Linked DNA regions of Homo sapiens: regions 1 and 3 are each linked to region 2. A link is a loop called in an ENCODE intact Hi-C map of the cell type or tissue named here. Cell type or tissue: CD4-positive, alpha-beta T cell. All regions are shown on one strand. Links, peaks and the distances in the headings refer to the core of each region. The heading gives the core; the rest is flanking DNA.

Region 1 (7,490 bases), core at 3,072-5,571, 320 kb before region 2:
ATGAAAGAAGACTTGTATCTACATAAGAAAGAGCACACTATATTCTAGGGAAATTGGCTCAGAAGAGCCAACTGAGACATATCATAGGAAAGTTACTGGACTTCAAAACAACAACTAAACAACATTTTTTTTGGCATCTGGGCAGAGTCATTTATAAAAGAAAAAAGTGGCCTGTAATCCTAGCACTTTGGGAGGCCAAAGCAGGTGGATCACGAAGTCCGGAGATCGAGACCATCCCGGCTAACACGGTGAAACCCCGACTCTACTAAAAATACAAAAAATTAGCCGGGCGTGGTGGCAGGCGCCTGTAGTCCCAGCTACTTGGGAGGCTGAGGCAGGACAATGGCATGAACCCGGGAGGTGGAGCTTGCAGTGAGCGAGATCGCACCACTGCACTCCAGCCTGGGCAACAGAGCAAGGCTCTATCTGAAAAAAAAAAAAAAAAAAAAAAAAAAGACAAAAGTGTGCTGGCCCCAGAGTGCTCCATAGCAGTAATCAATGCCTAAGTCAGTGAAGTAACACCTACAACATCTTCAGGGAAGGAATGTGCAACCTAAATATGTTATTTGGCTATAAGAAAAAGAGTCAAGGTGCCGGGCATGGTGGCTCATGTCTGTAATCCCAGCACTTTAGGAAGCCGAGGTGGGTGGATCACAAGGTCAGGAGGTCGAGACCAGACTGGCCAATATGGTGAAACCCTGTTTCTACTAAAAACACAAAAATGAGCTGGGTGTGGTGGTGCACACCTGTAGTCCTAGCTCCTCAGGAGGCTGAGGCAGGAGAATCACTTGAACCCAGGAGGCGGAGGTTGCAGTGAGCCAAGATCACGTCACTGCACTCCAGCCTGCGTGACAAGCAAGACTTTGTCTCAAAAAAAAAAAAAATCAAATATTTTTGAATATCCAAGAATTCAGAGAATATATTCTTAATCTCCTCTTGAGGAATATCCTAGAGGCCAAACTTCAGCCAATCAAGCCATGAGAGGAAAGGAACCTGCAGGATCCCTGATTGTAACAGCTCTAAGACGAAAACAAATGTGTGGTTAGAATTACAGAACAGAAAGTAAGTGTTAGATGCAGTAAAAAAGGAGACAAGATATAAGTAACATAAGTTGGGAGGTAAGTGTTAAATCAGCTGGAAAGTAAAGGCTAAGCAAATTTATATCCATAAAACTGTGATGTGATTTTCTCATCTTTAGTAGTTGCACATTAAAGAATATCATCTTAATATTAAAAAATATGGGCAAGAGTAAATCTAACAGTACAAAAAAGAACACTAAGAAAGATAAAATAATTTACAAAAATTAGATGGTAGTGGCTGGGTGCTGTGGCTCACACCTGTAATCCCAGCACTTTGGGAAGCCAAGGCAGGAGGATCACTTGAGCCCAGGAGGTCGAGGCTGCAATAAGCTATGATCATACCACTGCACTCCAGCCTGGGTGATGGAGTGAGACCCCATCTCTATTTTAAAAACAAGAAATTGGATGGTAGAAAAAAGAATAGGAGAAAATATATACATAGACATTTCTTTATTCTTGGAATAAGTAATACATGTTGCCTAAATAAATCCAAGATTCATTATCAGGCAAACTTACAATTTAAGGGTAAATATTTATAAAAATGTAAAACTTCCTATTTATCATGAAAAATAAAATGTGTGAAGTAGAGCATATGTTAAAAATTTTATAAAACTATAAAATAGAAAAACACAATATAAAATTGTATGACAGAAGCAATACAAAACTTGTCATATCAGTTACCATACATGGACTAACCTCACCCATTGAAAGAAAATAACTTTTAGAATACATCACAAAGAAAATCTAAAGTTTATGCTGTACATAAGAAACACCCCTAAAGCAAGCAATTCAGAAAGTTTGAAAACAAATGGATGAGTGAAATATACCAGACAATGCAAACAAAAAGAAAACAAGTTAGTCATTTTAATATCAGACAAGGTTGAATACAGGACAAAGCATTAAATAAGTCAAAATGGGCTTTCAATTTTGTTAAAAAGTGCAATTAACAGTGCAGATAGAAGCACTGAATAACACAATATCAATATTCACAAAGGTAAAACTACAGGAAGTACAAGAAAAAAAATAAACACTTGTGCTTTGTTTTATTCTGTCTATGAGAATCAACTCACTAAATCCAGCCCACACATAAAGGGAGAGGAATTAAGTTCCACCTCTGAAAGATGTTAAAGGCTAATTTATAAAAAAGTATTGTGCCTTCCATCTTAGCCTCTCTTTCTCATTTTTGAATCACTGTCTCTGGGGAAGGCCAGTTGCCATGTCTTGAGGATACTCAGGTAGCCCTGTGGAGAGGCCCGTATGGTCAGGAATTAACTGAGGCCTCTAGCCAAGAGCCTTTGAGGAATGCAGGCCTCCAGCTAATAGCCATGGGAGTGCACCTTCTTGGAAGTAGATCCTCCAGCCCAGTCAAGCCTTCAGATGACAGCAGCCTCAGCCAATAGATTGACTTAAATTTTATGAGAGATCCTGAGTCACAGCCATCCTGCTAAGAAACCATCTAAAAAGGAAAACATAAAATCATCACATTTGCAGTTGATATGATACTTGAAAAACCTAAGAAGATAAATGGAAAAGCCATTAAAACTGAATTCAGTATGACTATTCAGAAATTAGTTGCTTCTGTATATATAAATATCAACCAGTTAGCAAATAAAGGAAGAAAAATCTTATTTACAATAGCAATAAAAATGTAAGATACTTAGACATTAGCTTTCAAAATTTGTAAAATACATATAAGATACAAACCTCAAAGACACAAAAAGGATATTTAAACAAATTGAAAGACATGTTATAGTCTTAGATTTACCATCATAAAGATGTCAATTATCTCCCAGTTAGCCTATAAATTTAACCTGATCCCAAAAAATATATTTTCTTCTCAAGCTCCAATGAGCTATAAGGGGCACCACACTTTGGAGACCACTGCCCCAGATCTGTACTGTTCAACACAGTAGCCATTAGCCACATGTGATTTATTGAGCTCTTGAAATGTACTAATCCAAGGCTGGGCATGGTGGCTCACACCTGTAATCCCAGCACTTTGGGAGGCTGAGCTGGGCGGATCACTTGAGGCCAGGAGTTTGAGACCAGCCTGGCCAAAATGGTGAAACTAAAAATACAAAAACTAGCTGGGCATGATGGTGCATGCCTGTAGTCCTAGCTACTTGGGAGGGTGAGGCAGGAGAATTGCTTGAACCCAGGAGGTGGAGGTTGCAGTGAGCTGAGATTGCATCACTGCACTCCAGCCTGGGTGGCAGAGTGAGACTGTCTCAAAAAAAAGAAAGAAAGAAAGAAAGAAAGAATGTACTAATCCAAATTGAGATGTGTTCAATGTGCTGGATATTGAAGACTTAGAACAAGGAATGAAGAATGTAAAAACCTCTCTTTAGTAATTTTTATATCAATTACATACTTTGGATACATTGGATTAAACAAAATATATTGTAAAAATTCATTTCACTTGTTTCTTTTTGCTTTTTAAAATATGACTATTAGAATATTAAAATTACATAAGTGGCAGGCTTGGTAATTTTGCTGGACAAGTGAGCTCCTGGAAAGTGAAGGTCATGGTCTATTCACACCCGTATCCACAACTCAAACCTACCCATTGAGTAATTATACCAGAACTAAATAAAATTTTGCAGATATCAGTACAATTTTGCTAAGAAGTAAGCTAATTCTTTTAAACTATCAGGGACTGAATGAACATAGGACTTGAGTAAAGATATTGCTTAAGCTAGTTTATTCAGGAAAGCCGCAAGAAGAAATGAAGTGAAAACATGCACTGTGAGGGTGGTTTATTCAGCACTGTACTCAAAGATTAGGCTGAATCTCTGCATTAGAATTGAATATGTTTCCAAAATCACTTTAAAAGCTGGCATTTAGAAATTAGGGAGGAGCTGGGAAGGAAAGAGGATAATTTCCAAACCCTCGTCAGTTCTCATTCAAGCGTGAGCGACGCGCAGAAGACGGGTGATTTCTGCATTTCCAACTTAGGTACCGTATTCATCTCACTGGGGAGTGTTGGATAGAGGGTGCAGGACAGTGGCTGCAGTGCACCGAGCATGAGCCAAAGCAGGGTGAGGCATTGCCTCATCCGGGAAGTGCAAGGGGTCAGGGAATTCCCTTTCCTAGTCAAAGAAAGGGGTGATAGATGGCACCTGGAAAATCGGGTCACTCCCACCCTAATATTGAGCTTTTCTCACGGTCTTAGCAAACGGCACAGCTGCAGATTATATCCCATGCCTCACTCGGAGGGTCCTACGCCCACGGAGCCTCACTCATTGCTAGCACAGCAGTCTGAGATCAAACTGCAAGGCGGCAGCGAGGCTGGGGGAGGGGTGCCCACCATTGCTCAGGCTTGCGTAGGTAAACAAAGCAGTCAGGAAGCTTGAACTGGGTGGAGTCCACCGCAGCTCAAGGAGGCCTGCCTGGCTCTATGGACTCCACCTCTGGGGGCAGGGCATAGTGAAACAAAAGGCAGCAGAAATCTCTGCAGACTTAAATGTCCCTGACTGACAGCTTTGAAGAGAGTAGTGGTTCTCCCGCACACAGCTGGAGATCTGAGAACGGGTAGACAGCCTCTTCAAGTGGGTCCCTGACCCCCGAGTAGCCTAACTGGGAAGCACCCCCCAGTAGGGGCAGACTGACACCTCACACAGCTGGGTACTCCTCTGAGACAAAACTTCCAGAGGAACGATCAGGCAGCAACATTTGCTGTTCACCAATATTCACTGTTCTGCAGCCTCCGCTGCTGATACCCAGGTAAACAGGGTCTGGAGTGGACCTCCAGCAAACTCCGACAGACCTGCAGCTGAGGGTCCTGACTGTTAGAAGGAAAACTAACAAACAAAGGACATCCACACCAAAACCCCATCTGTACGTCACCATCATCAAAGACCAAAGGTAGATAAAGCCACAAAGATGGGGAAAAAACAGAGCAGAAAAACTAGAAACTCAAAATCAGAGCGCCTCTCCTCCTCCAAAGGAACACAGCTCCTCACCAGCAATGGAACAAAGCTGGACAGAGAATGACTTTGACGAGTTGAGAAAAGAAGGCTTCAGATGATCAAACTACTCCGAGCTAAAGGAGGAAGCTCGAACCCATGGCAAAGAAGTTAAAAACCTTGAAAAAAAATTAGACGAATGGCAAACTAGAATAACTAATGCAGAGAAGTCCTTAAAGGACCTGATGGAGCTGAAAACCAAGGCATGAGAACTACGTGACAAATGCACAAGCCTCAGTAGCCGATTCGATCAACTGGAAGGAAGGGTATCAGTGATGAAAGATGAAATGAATGAAATGAAGCGAGAAGAGAAGTTTAGAGAAAAAAGAATAAAAAGAAATGAACAAAGCCTCCAAGAAATATGGGACTATGTGAAAAGACCAAATCTACGTCTGATTGGCATACCTGAAAGTGACGGGGAGAATGGAACCAAGTTGGAAAACACTCTGCAGGATATTATCCAGGAGAACTTCCCCAATCTAGCAAGGCAGGCCAACATTCAAATTCAGGAAATACAGAGAACGCCACAAAGATACTCCCCAAGAAGAGCAAGTCTAAGACACATAATTGTCAGATTCACCAAAGTTGAAACGAAGGAAAAAATGTTAAGGGCAGCCAGAGAGAAAGGTCAGGTGACCCACAAAGGGAAGCCCATCAGACTAACAGCTGATCTCTCAGCAGAAACTCTACAAGCCAGAAGAGATTGGGGGCCAATATTCAACATTCTTAAAGAAAAGAATTTTCAACCCAGAATTTCATATCCAGCCAAACTAAGCTTCATAAGTGAAGGAGAAATAAGATCCTTTACAGACAAGCAAATGCTGAGAGATTTTGTCACCACCAGGCCTGCCCTATAAGAGCTCCTGAAGGAAGCACTAAACATGGAAAGGAACAACTGGTACCAGCCACTGCAAAAACATGCCAAATTGTAAAGACCATCGAGGCTAGGAAGAAACTGTATCAACTAACAAGCAAAATAACCAGCTAACATCATAATGACAGGATCAAATTCACACATAACAATATTAACCTTAAATGTAAATGGGCTAAATGCTCCAATTAAAAGACACAGAGTGGCAAATTGGATAAAGAGTCAAGACCCATCAGTGTGCTGTATTCAGGAAACCCATCTCACGTGCAGAGACACACATAGGCTGAAAATAAAGGGATGGAGGAAGATCTACCAAGCAAATGGAAAACAAAAAAAGGCAGGGGTTGCAATCCTGGTCTTTGATGAAACCGACTTTAAACCAACAAAGATCAAAAGAGACAAAGAAGGCCATTACATAATGGTAAAGGGATCAATTCAACAAGAAGAGCTAACGATCCTAAATATATATGCACCCAATACAGGAGCACCCAGATTCATAAAGCAAGTCCTTAGAGACCTACAAAGAGACTTAGACTCCCACACAATAATAATGGGAGACTTTAACACCCCACTGTCAACATTAGACAGATCAACGAGACAGAAAGTTAACAAGGATATTCAGGAATTGAACTCAGCTCTGGACCAAGCGGATCTAACAGACATCTACAGAACTCTCCACCCCAAATCAACAGAATATACATTCTTTTCAGCACCACACCACACCTATTCCAAAATTGACCACATGGTTGGAAGTAAAGCACTCCTCAGCAAATGTAAAAGAACAGAAATTATAACAAACTATCTCTCAGACCACAGTGCAATCAAACTAGAACTCAGGATTAAGAAACTCACTTAAAACCACTCAACTACATGGACACTGAACAACCTGCTCCTGAATGACTACTGGGTACATAACGAAATGAAGGCAGAAATAAAGATGTTCTTTGAAACCAATGAGAACAAAGACACAACATACCAGAATCTCTGAGGCACGTTCAAAGCAGTGTGTAGAGGGAAATTTATATCACTAAATGCCCACAGGAGAAACCAGGAAAGATCTAAAGTTGACATCCTAACATCACAATGAAAAGAACTAGAGAAGCAAGAGTAAACACATTCAAAAGCTAGCAGAAGGCAAGAAATAACTAAGATCAGAGCAGAACTGAAGGAAATAGAGACACAAAAAACCCTTCAAAAAATCAATGAATCCAGGAGCTGGTTTTTGGAAAAGATCAACAAAATTGATAGACTGCTAGCAAGACTAATAAAGAAGAAAAGAGAGAAGAATCAAATAGACGCAATAAAAAATGATAAAGGGGATATCACCACCGATCCCACAGAAATACAAACTACCATCAGAGAATACTATAAACACCTCTACACAAATAAACTAGAAAATCTAGAAGAAATGGATAAATTCCTAGACACAGAGACCCTCCCAAGACTAAACCAAGAAGAAGTAGAATCTCTGAATAGACCAACAACAGGGTCTGAAATTGAGGCAATAATTAATAGCTTACCAACCAAAAAGAGTCCAGGACCAGATAGATTCACAGCCGAGCTATACCAGAGGTA
Region 2 (7,490 bases), core at 3,097-5,596:
TTCCCTTGTTCATTTGTCTTTTGTTATAGGGGTGTCAGCCATGAACCTTGCAATGGGTAAGGAAAAGATATTACCTTTTCTCCCCTACAGAATGATGAAATTAGAAAATTACCATTTTGCAATCCCTGAAGAACTAAGAGATTCAAGCAAGAATCCATGGATAATAGGAAAAAGGTTGATAAATAATTAGATTCAGGCCAGACGCAGTGGCTCATGCCTGTAATCCCAGCACTTTGGGAGGCTGAGGCAGGAGGATCATTTGAGCCCAGAAGTTCAAGACTAGCTTGGGCAATAAATGGAGACCTTGTCTCTACAAAAATAAATAAATAAATAAATTAATTAAAAATTAGCTGGGCATAGTGGCATGTGCCTTTGGTCCCAGCTACTCAGGAGGCTGAGGCAGGAGGATAGCTTGAGCCCAGAAGGTCGAGGCTGCAGTGAACTATTATTGCACCACTGCATTCCAGCCTGGGCAACAGAGCAAGACCCTGTCTCAAAAAATAATAAATAAATAAATAAATAAATAAAAGGATTAGATTCACATGGTATAAATGTGCTAACTCCGCTGCACGTCCCCCTTCCCAAACAGATTTCTTGCTAGTCACAAGTCACTGCTTCTATAGTGGGGCATCTGGCTGTAATGATCTAAACCCATGATTGGTCTTAGCACTTCCAAAGTGGGATAGCCAGACATTCTGTAACTCTTGATGAGATGCAATACAAAGTACACAGTACCACGTATAAAACATTTTCATAAAAAATATTCTAGGCCAGGTGCAGTGGCTCATCCCTGTAATTCTAGCACTCTGGGAGCCCAAGGCAGGTGGATCACCTAAGGTCAGGAGTTTGAGACCAGCCTGGCCAACATAGTGAAACCTCATTTCTACTAAAAATACAAAAATCAGCCAGGCGTGTTTGTGCACACCTGTAGTCTCAGCTATCCAGGAGGCTGAGGCAGGAGAATCGCTTGAACCCAGGAGGCAGAGGTTGCAGTAAGTCGAGACTGTGCCACTGCACTCCAGCCTGGGTGACAGAGTGAGACTCTGTCTCAAAAAAAAAAAAAAACAAACACACACAAAAATCTACCCAAATCTAGTCAAATTTTCAGATATTACTTCCAGGTTATAGGAGATACAGAAGGTAGAAGAACAGGAGAAATGATATCGCAAAAAGAAAAAGTCAGATGATTGAAGAATTATTCAGTTCTATGGGACAACTGACTTGTATCCTCAATAAATAAATGTCATGGAAATGGAGAGGAAAGAAAGAGATGAATTCTTGCATGGATAATCCACAAGAATTGGAATTATGAAATTCTATCATCTTCTGGAAGACGAATTTCTTCCTAGAACAGTGCCCAGAGCAAGAACGAGGCCATATTGAACACTCAATACATATCTGGGCTCTCAGTACGTATCTGTTAAAAGTAAGAATGGATAAGTAAGTGAATTAAATGTATTGATGAGACAAAGAGGCTCAGAGTGCTATGTGCTGTGCTCAGTGGGGACAGCAGGTTGGTGGCAGAGCTTGGACTGATGCTTGATCTATCAATCCCTAACCTGGTGCTTGTTCCGTAGTTCCCTGTTTATTTTTGCTTTTTCATATATAATTTAGTTCCAGATTTTAAAAAACCTTAAGAGACATAACAACCAGATGTAATGGGTGGTTCCTAGTTGGATCCTGGTTTGAATAAGCCCAGCTGAGAAACTGAACAGGAACTGGCTATAAGATAACATTAACACATCTCTGAGAATGCTGTCAGGTGAGACGTGGGTATTGTGGTTACACAGGAAGCAGTCAGTTATTGTTTTCTGGAAACGTATACTAAAATTTTTAGAGGGAAAAGTCATGATATTGGCAATTTTCTTTAAAACATTGCAACATAAAGAACTTGGTGAACCATTTCCAGTAACATGTTAGTAACTATCAAATCTAGGAAATGGAGACACGAGCACTGATTAGGTTTCTCTTTGTTCTATGTGAAATGTTCATAATGAGATGGGTGGGTAGGCAGGTAGATGGATAGATAGACACCCAGCTACCCAGCCAGAAAAATTCTGGAATTCTTTCATGTCTCAATGAAATTATCAATTTTGCCTTAGTAGGATGGGAATGATATTAAAAATTTTTTCTCAAACAGCTATTTTCTAAGAATGTTAACTTTAACATTGACTTAATTCTTATTAAGAGAAACAACTTTATTCTTCAACATCTTCAAGTCACATGCATTTACACAGCACGTGTTGTATTGAATAAAGAGCTTAGAAACGACCAAAGTGCCCCAAAACATTTGGAATGTGTTTCTCAAACAGTGTGCAGGAAATGCTATTCCTCACAATGTTTCATTAAGATAAACTAGGGGGAGAGGGTGCCAAGGCCGATTGAGTTTAGTAAATCCCCTGCTAGAGCAGTCTGTAGCTCTGTGCTGATGAAAAATCTCAGAAGACAGAAATGGGGAAGTGTGGATGCTGGGGAGGGAGATGAAGAGAGGTTGGTTGGTAATCCCAGAACTACGGGAGGCCGAGCTGTGTGGATCATTTGAGGTCAGGAGTTTGAGACCAGCCTGACCAACATAGTGAAACCCTGTCTCTCCTAAAAAATACAAAAATTAGCCAGGCGTGGTGGCGTGTGCCTGTAGTCCCAACTACTCAGGGAGCTGAGGTAGGAGAATCGCTTGAACACGGGAGGTGGAGGATGCAGTGAACTGAGATCACGGCACTGCCCGCCAGCCTGGGTGACAGAGTGAGACTCTGTCTCAAAAAAAAAAGAGAGACAGAGAGAGGTTGGTTATAGGTACAAAATAGTTAGAAGAAATAAGCTTTAATGTTTGATAGCAGACTAGGGTGACTACACTTAGCAAGAATATTAGGTACATTTCAAAGTAACTAGATGAGAGAACTTGAAATGATACCAACACAAAAATAATGATAAACACTGAGGGTGATGGATAACCCAGATATCCTGGCTTGATCATTACACATTCTATGCATGTAACAAACACATGTACCCCACACACATGTAAAATATTATGTATCAATAAAAGAGAAAACAACACATTCTAAACAATCTAGGAGAAGCTGACAGCCCTCAGTTACAGCATTTTGCACCGCATTTGAGTAGTAATTCTAAGAAGGTGCCACAGAGAGGGCTAGCAGCATGGCTTCTGGTTAACGCTGCACTGACCCAGAAGAATCCAGCTATTGGACTACTTGAGAGATGGAGAGAGACAGCTCTTCTTGCCTTCCTGCCTAGTTTACCCTGTGCACACCTCCAAATTTGCTCACAGAAGGGGAAGCATCTGCTGTGTGGTTGCAGCCATCGCACCCAACCTGCTTAGTGCAGGGTACTCCCTAAATTGTAAGATGTGATCACACATTTGAACATGAGAAAGCATTAAGGGGTTATTGGTTTACAGTTGCATGTGCTTAAGGAACTAAGTTGTACATGAAAAACACAAAAACGAAAGCAGGGAGTAGATTGTAGAATGAGCCCTGTGTGTGAAATTGGCAGACCTGTCAGTCCCAGGTTTGCCTCCAGCTGGCTACCCATTATTAACACAGGACCTAGCCTTCTAGGGCTGTGTGACCTCATCTATTGAATGTCTGTCTGTCTGTCTGTCTGTCTATCTATCTATCTATCTATCTATCTATCTATCCACCTACCTACCTATCAATCTATCTATCTATCTGTCTATCTATCTATCTATCTATCTATCTATCTATCCATCTGTCCGTCTGTCGGTCCATCCATCCATCCATCCGTCCATCCATCCGTCCGTCTATCCATCCATCCATCCATCCATCCATCCATCCATCCAGCCATCCTCTCATTCCATGAATAGTTTTTTTTGAGTGCCCAGTATGTGCCAAGTACTACACTAGGCAGTAGGCAGGCATGTCTGCCTCCAGAAGATGACAGATTTCCTAAAGCAGTGTACATTACTTCTGGATTATCTTTGTCAGGCTCCACTTCCCCTTTACCTTTTTTTTTTTTTTTTTTTGCACAAGTAATTGTGAGTAACTATAGGCACTTTTGAGAAGGGTGGCTTTCAGCTAAACCTAAAAGAAACTTCTGGGTAAATATAAATGATCAGCATAAAAACAACATAGTCGTTCTCTTGGGATTTTAAAACTGACATGGTGACAAATTGTTGATGGAGGATGGACAGCTTCCAGGGCAGAGAAAGTGAACTGGTGGCCCTGGCCAGGCCAGCCCAGCCCACAGCTGTGCTCAGTTAGGCTTGCCTGGTGTACCCACACAGCTGTTTTTCTCCTAACAGAGATTTGTTTCTCTAGACCACCGACTTTATCAAAAGTGGGAAAATCAGAATAGGATTAAGAACAAGAGATCTTTTCCAAAAAATTGTATTGACCATGCAGTGGGCTCTACCCTTTTTTGTTTTCTGTGTTTGTGTGTGTGTGTGTGTGTGTGTGTGTGTGTGTGTGTGTGTGCGCGCGCGCGCGCGCACGTTTGTTTTTGTATACCCCATCTGACCACAACAGCTGTTGGGTTTGTGGCACTTCACTCCAGACTAAAAGATAAGTTTGTCTGTACCTGGCCTCTCAAAAACGTCATTTGGAAAGTTGTTTCCTAATATGAGGGGTTGGGGGAAGGGAGCAGCGGAAGACGAGGAGAGGGTGCCCCCTTTCTGTAACTTCCCAGCTACAGCAGAGACAGACAAATCTCACACTGTAAGCCGAGACAGGCTGGGGATTATCTGGCTCACTCCTGATTTAATACATGAAGAAATGAAGCCTCAGAGAAGCCCAGAGCTTGCCCTAAGCCAGACAGCTGAACCGAAACAGGACCAACCCGCTCTCCTGACTCTGCCCTATGGTTTTTTCCCTCTCCTTTAAGATGCCTCAACCTCGAGTGAAAGTGAAACTGCAACTTCTATTAAATCATGCTTTTTAATCATCTCTGAGCACCACGACTTTTTACACGGTTTCCCCTCCTAGGTAATTATCTAAGTGAAATCTTTCATTCTGTCCTGGCATGAGGAGCCCAGAAAAATGAGCCCCCAAGAGTTGGCTCACTGGCAGCATGCCCTGCAAAGCTTCTCTGGTTTGCTAAGAAGCACTTCAGAGCCCCAAACTCATCTTTCTCATGTCACAAAAGAGTGACTGCTCCTGCAGGAATGTCACAAGTACAAAACAAAGGAACTCGGGATCATCAGTAGAGTTCAGTGTTAAGAACATGAACTTGGAACCAAACTGGAGTTGGGAAAAACTTTTCTTTGGCCCGGTTTCCTCTTCTTAACACCAAATAAACGATAGTACCTATTTCATACTGTTGTTGTTAAGTGAGATAATAAATAAGAAAATGCCCAAGGTAAGTGCCAAAAAGATGTCAGTTACTATAGTTATAAATAGGTAAACAAATGTATTATTCACTTGGACTGCTCTTAGTTCTTTTTGTTTTGGAAAGACCAGAGAATCATAATTCCCTTTCACAAGTTGTTTAGATATTGAAGTCCTAACAGAAATTTTGGATAAAGATTATTAAGAAAGCAGAAAATTTCCCAACACAAATCTTTTTTCTTTTCTTTTTTAAAATCTTACAGACAGCTTCAAGTAAAGTTCAATCCTAGTTAGTCACCTCTGAGGGGCTGTTACTCTGCTCTCCCTGTAGCATGTCATACTGGATGTGCTTATCAATGTTGCATTCTTTTTCTGCTTTCATCAGCCAACGTGGGGCACTGTGTGAAAAATGTAGCAATCACCTCTGTCCCCAACAGGTATACTAATTGTATCATTTCCATAACAAACTCATCCTTCACCCGCGTGAGTCCTTGGAATTTGTGGATAGTCCCTTCCATAGCCAGCTCTCCTCTCTGAGGGGTCTTTGTCTGGAAGGTTAAAGCCTAATGGTCCCAGAATATTGAGGGGGTGCCCAGGATAGGGGAGGACCGGATGACTTTGGAAGCATTTCGTGGTAGAACCAGGAAGTACAACCACCTAATTTAAGCATGTTTACAGCACAGTAGCATTGCAAACCACCTTAGAAATATGAACAGGAGAAACACCTGCAGCTCACAGAGGTAAGCCCTACGCTTAATTCCAGCATATGACTACCTCTGTCACTAAGAGTTGGGATTCGTCTTCATTAAACTACAAATGTATCTTTTTTGGTAAAATGATTTTTTTCTTGCCTTCCTCCAAAATACTGCACTTCTACCACCTACAGTTGAAGTCATTTTTCTGCCTGAGGGCATTGCTAGTTTTCTGGTTCTAAAAACCAAAGAGAAAGGAAGGGAAGCCTGAATGTCACTTTTCTGCACAAATTTGCAAAACTGCCGCCCAACCCCAGCCATCCCCAAGCCTCCACATGAGCAGCTACTTGCATGGCATTGCAACAAGGACCTATTGTGAAGCCCTGAGGTGAACAAACTGCTGAAAAGGGTTGTGAATTGCGGATTATTAGCATAAGTAACTTCTCAAATGAGTTTTCAGGAGGAGTCTTGGTTTCTTAGAAGGCTTAAGGCTTACTCTAAAAAGTAAATCATCACTGAAAGTTAAAAGAAGCAACAATCGTAAAAGACTAATTACCAACAATGTGAGGTCAATAAGATCACAAGTTAATTTTTAATTAATTAATCTATTTTTTGAGATGGAGTTTTGCTTTTGTCACCCAGACTGGAATGCAATGGTGCAATCTTGGCTTACTGCAACTTCCACCTCCTGGGTTCAAGTGATTCTCCTGCCTCAGCCTCCCAAGTAGCTGGGATTACAGGTGAGTGCCACCACGCCCAGCTAATTTTTGTATTTTTAGTAGAGACGAAGTTTCACCATGTTGGCCAGGCTGGTCTTGAACTCCTGACCTCATGATCTGCCCACCTCAGCCTCCCAAAGTGCTGAGATTACAGGGGTGAGCCACCAGGCCGGGCCACGAATTAATTTTTTAATCCATATCTCTATACAGCTATACCATAAAATGCTTATGGCTGTTAATATTTTCTGCATAGTGACATAATGGCTAATTTTCATTTAACTTTTATCAATCTGTATTTACTACTTTTGTCTGTAACAAATATATATTTCTTGTTGAAAAACTCAACTAAATAAAAATAAACAGATGGAAGCCTACTGAGGATCATAAAGTATGGGGCAGGCTGTGCGACTCTGGGCAGAATGCCTTGTTTTCATTGCTGCCTGCCGATGGCCCCTTCTCTTAGCTGCCCTAGGAAGAAAAACTCCATTAGCACTTGGAGGCCTAATGCGCTGAGTAGTGATCTTTATATGTTACACTAAACATGTCTGCTGTAATAGATTTCAAAATCTAACCTTCCTACCTTTACAAATTATGAATCCATGCCTACCACATTTGTTCTTTTCTTTGGCAAAGAAAACTCCCACAGGAAGTGGAAACACTCATTTTTTAACAGTGACTTTTTTATAATTAGGAATGGAGTCATGGTCTCAGTAGTGCTTTGCAGTATGTAATTCTCTGGGTTCTGTGATCTTTTCTCAAGCCACACTTCAAGTTTCTTT
Region 3 (7,490 bases), core at 1,927-4,426, 150 kb before region 2:
CCTCTACCATTTCTCTTTAAAGCACACACACATACTGGAACTCACGATAAATGCTCCTTTAGTAAAAGACATCATGATCACATAGTAATGGTGATTTACTACTGACCCCGTTGTATGGATGCATAAATCAACCAAACCGTCATTTCACAGGATGCCACTGTACTTGTGATATACTGTTCCACATCTTTACAGATACCTCTTTAATTAATTAGCTGGATATATTAGGATAACCAGAAAACAAACTATAGATTTTTCAATGAACATTAAGCCTATCCCCAGCATTGTAGTATGTACTAGAGAATATACAAAATAGCAAAAATAAAAATAATTAATTAATTAATTAAAAAAAAAAAAACCTTGCCATCTTCTTGGGGAAAGAAGGTCCCACACAAAACAACTGGAAAACTATGTTAAAGAATACCTGATAAAATGCTAAAGCTTTTCTGAGGCTTCATTTTACTTCTTCCCAAACAAATGAATGCAGCCGAACACAGGGACTACAACTGACCTTTTTACAACTGAAAACTCATTAACTGATTTTAATCATTTTTTATACTTGTTGCCAATTGATTAATTTGTATAATGAAAAACATACTTGATGTATCTATTAACTAGGGTGTGACTAGGACGTCCCATTTGTTTGTCTGCCTTATATGCCATTTGGAGTTGAGACTACTTGTAAAGCGCAGCTGAAATTGGAAGGTTGCTCTGGGAGAATGGACTCAGTGTCAGCGGAGTTTGTGAATGATGTAAAACTTTAACAGTGTCAATCATGGCAGTCTTTCCAGATGATTCTGAATGCCTCGCCAAGCTTTACACGACTGAAGAAAATTGCCTTCCATGAAGTGGTACCCAAAACTCCAGCCCTAATTAGTGCATCTAATTCAGTAAAGCTTTGTCCTCTTAAGCGTTGCTATCACTTTGCTAGCCATAGATTAACATCTAGGTAGTGCAGGTGCTTTAGCGCCACCCTAGAATCAAGCAACATGCATAAAGCAATCTTAAACACAGGTCCAGAAAGAAGCATGTATTTCTTATAACAGTACCAGCCAGAAATAGTTTTTTCTAGATGCCTTTCCATTCCAGGCCTAAGCTAATGTCACCCTTGCTTGTTGGCAGGACCATTTAGCCCACATGGTGGAGAGCAGTGTATGTTTCTCTAGTACATGCCATTATTTATTGACTATCTGCCTCACTTGCATCTGTGAGATGTAGAAACTCACCAGTGGTTTCCAAGGCCATCAGTTTTAAACGGCACCATCCATCACAAAATGGAAAGGAGTGATCAACGTTCCCTGAACTGCAATGCATTATACGAGGGTCAGCAAGTGGGAGTCATGGTTGGCGACACAATTGCTGGCCTCAGGTAGCATATCCATCCTTCCAGCTGTTCTGATCCATATGGGTTCAATGAACTGCAGAGAGTGCAGGACTCTTCTCATTGAGAGTATCTGCTGTAAGTCTTTCATCCAAACCTCATCATAACAAGTGTAAGGGAAGCTGACAACCATTTATCTAAACTTCATCTGGTAGCCAACTGCTGACAAAGAGGAAAACATGCACATTAGTGAGCAGACAGATGTGATCAGGGAAATTAAGGTGTTCTTATCTTGAAGAAACCAAAGATTTTAAATATAGGGAAAAAAATTTAGTCATTACGTCAATGCCAGATAGAAAGCCACTAGTGCTGTTTTCCCTGCTTAGTAAATTCCAGGGCTGTCCCCAGTAGTCCTGACACTCAATTTCTTATAACACAGAGCTATTAGGATAATATTATACAAACCTTCAGTTATCAAAATCAAGATTCTTGCTTTAATTTCTAGGGCCTAGAAATGGATTTCAAAATAGTAAATATTGCCTTTTTTCCTTATATTTTGGGTCCCAGTTTTAACTTTGCCCCAGACCAGCAAATTTTTCACCCCAGGAATTTCTTATTGATATTTGACGTATAGCCTATGTAAAAAGTTAAAATATATGATGGTGTATAAGTAAAAAATCCCTGGAATGCTTCCTTAACATCTCTGACCTTCGTATTTTCATCTGTACAATGTGGATCACGATAATTGTACTCCTCTTAACAAAGTGGTTCTCAAAGAAGGGTGATTTTCATCCCTCATGGGACAACTGACAAAGTCTGGAGACATTTTTGGTTGGCACAAGTAGGGGGAGGGGAGTGCCACTGTGCCACTGGCATCCAGTGAATAGAGGTCAGGGGTGCTGCTAAACATGCCACAGTGCACAGGACAACCCACAACAAAGAACTGTCCAGCCCAAAATGACAATAGTGCCAATGGTGGGAAACTCTGCCTTAACATCATGTGGTTGTTGTAGAAATCAAAGCAGATGCCTAGTGAAAAATGTTATGAATAGTGATAATCGTAATAAGATGTCTTAATTTGTAGCTTGTCTGTACGTTGCAATGCAAATTAGACTCTTATAAATGAAGCATAAAATGTGAAGGACAATAATTGCCAAAGAAAAAATCTTCATTGAAAAATATAAGGGTGGAATTGTGGTGACGCAGAGGCTGCCCTAATCACACCACTAAAAGCTTGGAAGTTGGCCTGGGTAACCAAGATCGCATTGCTCTCTCCACCAGGAGCTCAGGAGAATCATCCACCATCTCTGGCAGTGAAATCAGCTGCGAGGCTGGGGGATAAGTTCTGGAGCAAGGTCCACTGGGCTGGATTCCTCTGTAATGGGTGATCGAGTGGCATGTAAAGTACAGGGCCAGCTGTCTGATCTTGGATTATGCCTCATGAAGGGCTCTCAGGATCAAAGGACTGGTGAAGTATCACTGGTGAGGCCACACTGGGATAGGAGTTAATGGGCAGAGTGACTGGCAGGCAGGGATATGTCAGAAGGGAATGGAAAGCACAAAATTGCCAAATATATTATTCTAAAATATTATTATTATTATTCCCAAATATCTTCCTTTGGTAGTGGATCAGGTCATGGCCTGTTTGCTCTCAGATCTATTATTTGTCCTTCCCTGCTCTGCTCAGTCTAGGGGGCTGGGGAGGCTTGCAGGCTGCCTTCCATATGCCCCCATGTCAACGGGCATTTTACAGTGTTTGGCTAATGAGAAATAGGAGGGCAGAAGGAAGAGAGAAGCCAGAGGACCTCTTCCGTTCTCTGCTTCTGGTGCCTGTCGGGTATCACGTTCTTGCATCACCTCTTTAGTATCAGTGTCTATCAGAATGGTCTTCTGTGGTTTCAGCTTCCATCAGGTGCCCCCAGCCTCTGAGCTGTGGTAACACCACTTCCTCCACTCCACTTCCTCCCTTTGTCCCTCCAGTCTAGGCGTGTAGCTTCCTGCTACTGCTAACCTCTGTGTTGCTTTCTTGTGCTCTTTTCATCTTCTCAGCTCTTTCTGCACCTGTGTAACCTGTTCTTTGCACTAAATAAATTTCCTCTGATTTAAGAAGAGTGATTCCTTCTTTCTGGTTGGACCTTGAACGAAGGTCCTATTTTGATATTTTTTAGAGTAGAAGGTGGGGTACAATAGTGTGACACCTGGAACTCATGGTTATGCAGGTACAGCAAGAGCAAGGAATCAAAAGAATACAGAAGCAGCTGATATTCATCTACTTAACAGGTATTTGTTGAGCACCTACTATAAACTGGAAATTGTGCTGGGTATAGAAATTTGTTTTGAAACAAAAAATGCACTGCTTGTAACTTTCAACAAGTAATAACATAAAGAACTACAAAATTACTATATAATAGTGAATTGCTCTACTTAAGATATTTAAAAGCCATTTAAGAAGTCTGGCAACTCAAATAAATGCAGGAAACAGCACAAACCTTTCCATCAAAATAGCAGTTGAGCCAAAGTTCAGACTTAATATATTGGAGACAGAAGTTATAACTCTCCAGGTTTATCATTTCTAATATGAATATCATTAAGCCGCGTTTCCAAACCCCCAAATAATAGCCAACCCAGCTACATTCTGTTCCTTAGAGTGATGCTTGGGGAGCAACGTATTTTTGAAAAGATTCTTTTCCAGTTTAAAGTCATATATCAGAACCAAGAAGTATGAATAGGCCTTGGATTCGAAGTTTGCTGGATGGTTAAGCAAGCTTGTTAGGCAACCAGCTACGTCGGAATATTTACATAGAGAAAGAAAGAGCAGTTTTAAGACCGGCTGATGATTCAAGACATAAAATACATTTATTCTGTGAGCTGTTTGGGGGATATAGTAAAACATAAATATAACTGAAAACCTAAATTGTTGAGCCAACTGAAGAGACTCAGAATCAAATTCTATTCATATACATTTGCATGGCTTCCCTTGAAATCAACAGGCACTACATGTATACCTAAGGGCATTATATTTACATATTTTGCCCATTGCTGGCTTGGAGTAATTTTTTCTATAATAAGAATAGAAGAGAAGTTTATAGTTCACTCGCTGTTTTCATCTCTTTGTTCCAGTGTATTTCACTAAATACAAAAGAGTCTCACGAAGTTTTCATTGCTGTTGAAAAGGTAAATTGAGGCACTCATAAAGTAAATTGTCCCCAAATTGTCTTATAAATCACTGGCTGATTAAGAAATCCAAAATTTTAATTTGACACGATGCCACCCTTTCTGAAGATACAAGAATGATCAGATTTTCTCTGTGTAATAATACGTGTGGGCTTAGAAAGCACAATACTTCATTAAATTCCTTTTCTAGATATAAACACAAAATAGAATTCTTAAGAAAAAAAATAAAACCTTTGGTGTGGCATAGATTTTGTTTAAGATGCACTTTATTTAAACAGAGATAGTTAACATCAGTGGCTGGTTAGCAGCTGAATAATTACATTAAATATATTCACCTCAGTGAAGACTGAAAACAAAGAGATAGTAAGTAATTTTTTTTACAAGTACCCTGCTGTCATAGCAGCTGATCATGTTTAATAGCAACCAGTATTTCCACTAATTTTGCAAGAAAGACATGTTGGAGATAATTTCATCTTCTAGAGTAACTGTAAATAATCTTCTCAGAAGTGAGTTTACAATGACACCATATAGCATAACCACCAGCGAACAACTTGGAAACGTAATTTTTAGAACTGTAGTATTTGCAAATTAAAGGATTAATGTTAACTTCAGTCAACAGGGAAAATAAACTTGATGAGTAGAATACATTAATATCAAATCAGGTTTGTAGATAACATATACGTTTCATGCGATATCCCAAGGTGTCTGGGTGTCGCACTTTCTTTCTCAAGAGAACCTCAAAGGAAATCACTATTCATTCTAATTGTATCATTTTAATATTCATCTTGTAAACAATGCAACATTTTTGCATGAAGTTAAAAAAATTCAGGTCACTTTTTAAAATAAATCTTCAAGGAACTGGGGAATTAGAAAATCTAGTTTATTTTTTAATTGATAACAAAGAACATCAGAGGACCACAGGCATCATGACATCATGGTTTTCTTTTTATCATTAAATACAATTATGTAAACGGGAAGACTCTGCAGTTATTCCCCAAAGTAATATACAAACTCTAAAATGCAGGATGTTCACATAGCATAAATATAAACAAAATGAAAATTAAAAGCTATGAATTTTTTAAAGTTTGACCTATTGTGTAGATGTCAGTTATGTTATTTTGATAATTAACAAGCAAAAATAGGGCCAGAAAAACATAAGAATTTCAATAGTCCAAAACATGATGACAACCAGCAGAATTCAAACTTTTTTTTCAGATACAAGAATAATGACCCAATACTTTTTTTTTTTTTTTTTTTTTTTTTTGAGATGGAGTCTCGCTCCGTCGCCCAGGTTGGAGTGCAGTGGTGCGACCGCAGCTCACTGCAAGCTCCGCCTCCCGGGTTCACGCCATTCTCCCGTCTCAGCCTCCCAAGTAGCTGGGACTATAGGCACCTGCCACCACGCCTGGATAATTTTTTGTTTTTGCATTTTTAGTAGACATGGGGTTTCACCGTGTTAGCCAGGATGGTCTCGATTTCCTCACCTCGTGATCCGCCCACCTCAGCCTCCCAAAGTGCTGGGATTACGGGCATGAGCTACCGCGCCCGGCCGGCCCAATATAGTATTAAAAGAAATGTAACCATCCCTTCCTGTAGGTGCTCTACAATTTCTTAATTATCATCATAATTTCCACTGATTATCTTATGCTTCATTATTAAGATATAAAAACACAAAATAATGGAGGACTTGCCAAGTAATAGTGTCTCCAAATGTATCTATTTTTAAAGGTGAAGGGTATACAACCACAAGACATGACAGGTATTTTAGGCAAGCTTGTTTCTATTCAGGGATAATAAAATACTGGCCAGGCGCGGTGGCTCACGCCTGTAATCCCAGCACTTTGGGGGGCCAAGATGGGCGGATCACAAGGTCAGGAGATCGAGACCATCCTGGCTAACACGGTGAAACCTCGTCTCTACCAAAAATACAAAAAAATTAGCTGGGCGTGGTGGCGAGTGCCTGTAGTTCCAGCTACTTGGGAGGCTCAGACAGGAGAATGGCGTGAACCCGGGAGGTGGAGATTGCAATGAGCTGAGGTCATGCCACTGCACTCCAGCCTAGGTGACAGAGCAAGAATCTGTCTCAAAAAAAAAAAAAAAAAAAAAAAAAAAAAAAATATATATATATATATGTATGAAAAAGATTTTATCTCTGGAAAATGAGAATAAAAGTTTTTTTGTTGTTTCTATAGATATTCTGCTTATGTAGAAAGTAATTTTTTTTTTTTTGACAGGGTCTCGCTCTGCCACCCAGGCTGGAGTGCAGTGGCATGATCTCGGCTCACTGCAACCTCTGCCTCCCGGGTTCCAGCGATTCTCCTGCCTCAGCCTCCCGAGTTGCTGGGATTACAGACACGCACAACCATGCCCAGCTAATTTTTTGTACTTTTAGTAGCAACGGGGTTTCACCGTGTTAGCCAGGATAGCCTTGATCTCCTGACCTCATGATCTGCCCACCTTGGCCTCCCAAACTGCTGGGATTACAGGCGTGAGCCACCATGCCCAGCCTAGAAAGTACTTATTTTCGCAAAGTACTTAACACATAAGTAGAAGGAAATATTACAACACAGTTAATTTATAATTCCTCAAATCCCTATCGTTTAAGTTAGTCTTCAAAGGCTCTGCAAAACACAGAAACTCAATGTATTACAAAGAATTAGACTAATTCAAAAAGGAATATCACAAATATTTATAACCTGTTTAGGAAGAGCTATAAGAGAATAGAATTTCCTTGCGAAGAGGTACCAAATGTTCTCTACTGAAGTGAGAAGTGCACGTGTTATTAAATAATATCAGCCATAAATAGATATTTCTTATTCTAGTTATGCACTGAGTTTTGATCCTGATAAATAACTTGTCAACACTTTATATAAAGCAACTGATATTTTATCATTTTTAAATTTTAAGTGACCAAATATACAAAATGCCATAAAAATTGTTACTTGTACAATTATTAAAGCCCAACTGGTAACTAGGAAGAAAAAAATGATTTTAGTAA

The links. A loop is a pair of places that touch in the nucleus more often than their neighbours do. Peaks named below come from ENCODE experiments on the same cell type or tissue, not always from the same donor. Only the 100,000 strongest peaks of a DNase experiment are listed, where the experiment ranks them.
Region 1: a loop joins it to region 2, with 4 times the contacts of the local background. A loop is called at or near these places in 2 of 110 quality-filtered maps.
Region 3: it touches region 2 in a loop (2.7-fold over the local background); 2 of 110 quality-filtered maps call a loop at or near these places.

The regions. Positions count from the first base shown.
Region 1 is chr15:59,799,418-59,806,907 of GRCh38, forward strand. No RefSeq gene overlaps it. Among named protein-coding and RNA genes, the nearest start is that of BNIP2, 110 kb to the left of the region's middle. RefSeq lists an enhancer at 4,205-4,733 and a silencer at 4,466-4,515. In CD4-positive, alpha-beta T cell, for the core only: no CTCF peak of the experiment used is centred there; a DNase peak (open chromatin) is centred at 4,464; H3K4me3 peaks cover 772 bases; H3K27ac peaks cover 529 bases.
Region 2 is chr15:60,123,098-60,130,587 of GRCh38, forward strand. No RefSeq gene overlaps it. Among named protein-coding and RNA genes, the nearest start is that of FOXB1, 120 kb to the left of the region's middle. RefSeq lists enhancers at 4,782-4,971, 5,535-6,036. In CD4-positive, alpha-beta T cell, for the core only: CTCF peaks have their summits at 4,620 and 4,822; a DNase peak (open chromatin) is centred at 4,584; H3K4me3 peaks cover 1,217 bases; H3K27ac peaks cover 1,176 bases.
Region 3 is chr15:59,973,460-59,980,949 of GRCh38, forward strand. No RefSeq gene overlaps it. Among named protein-coding and RNA genes, the nearest start is that of FOXB1, 27 kb to the right of the region's middle. In CD4-positive, alpha-beta T cell, for the core only: no CTCF peak of the experiment used is centred there; a DNase peak (open chromatin) is centred at 3,262.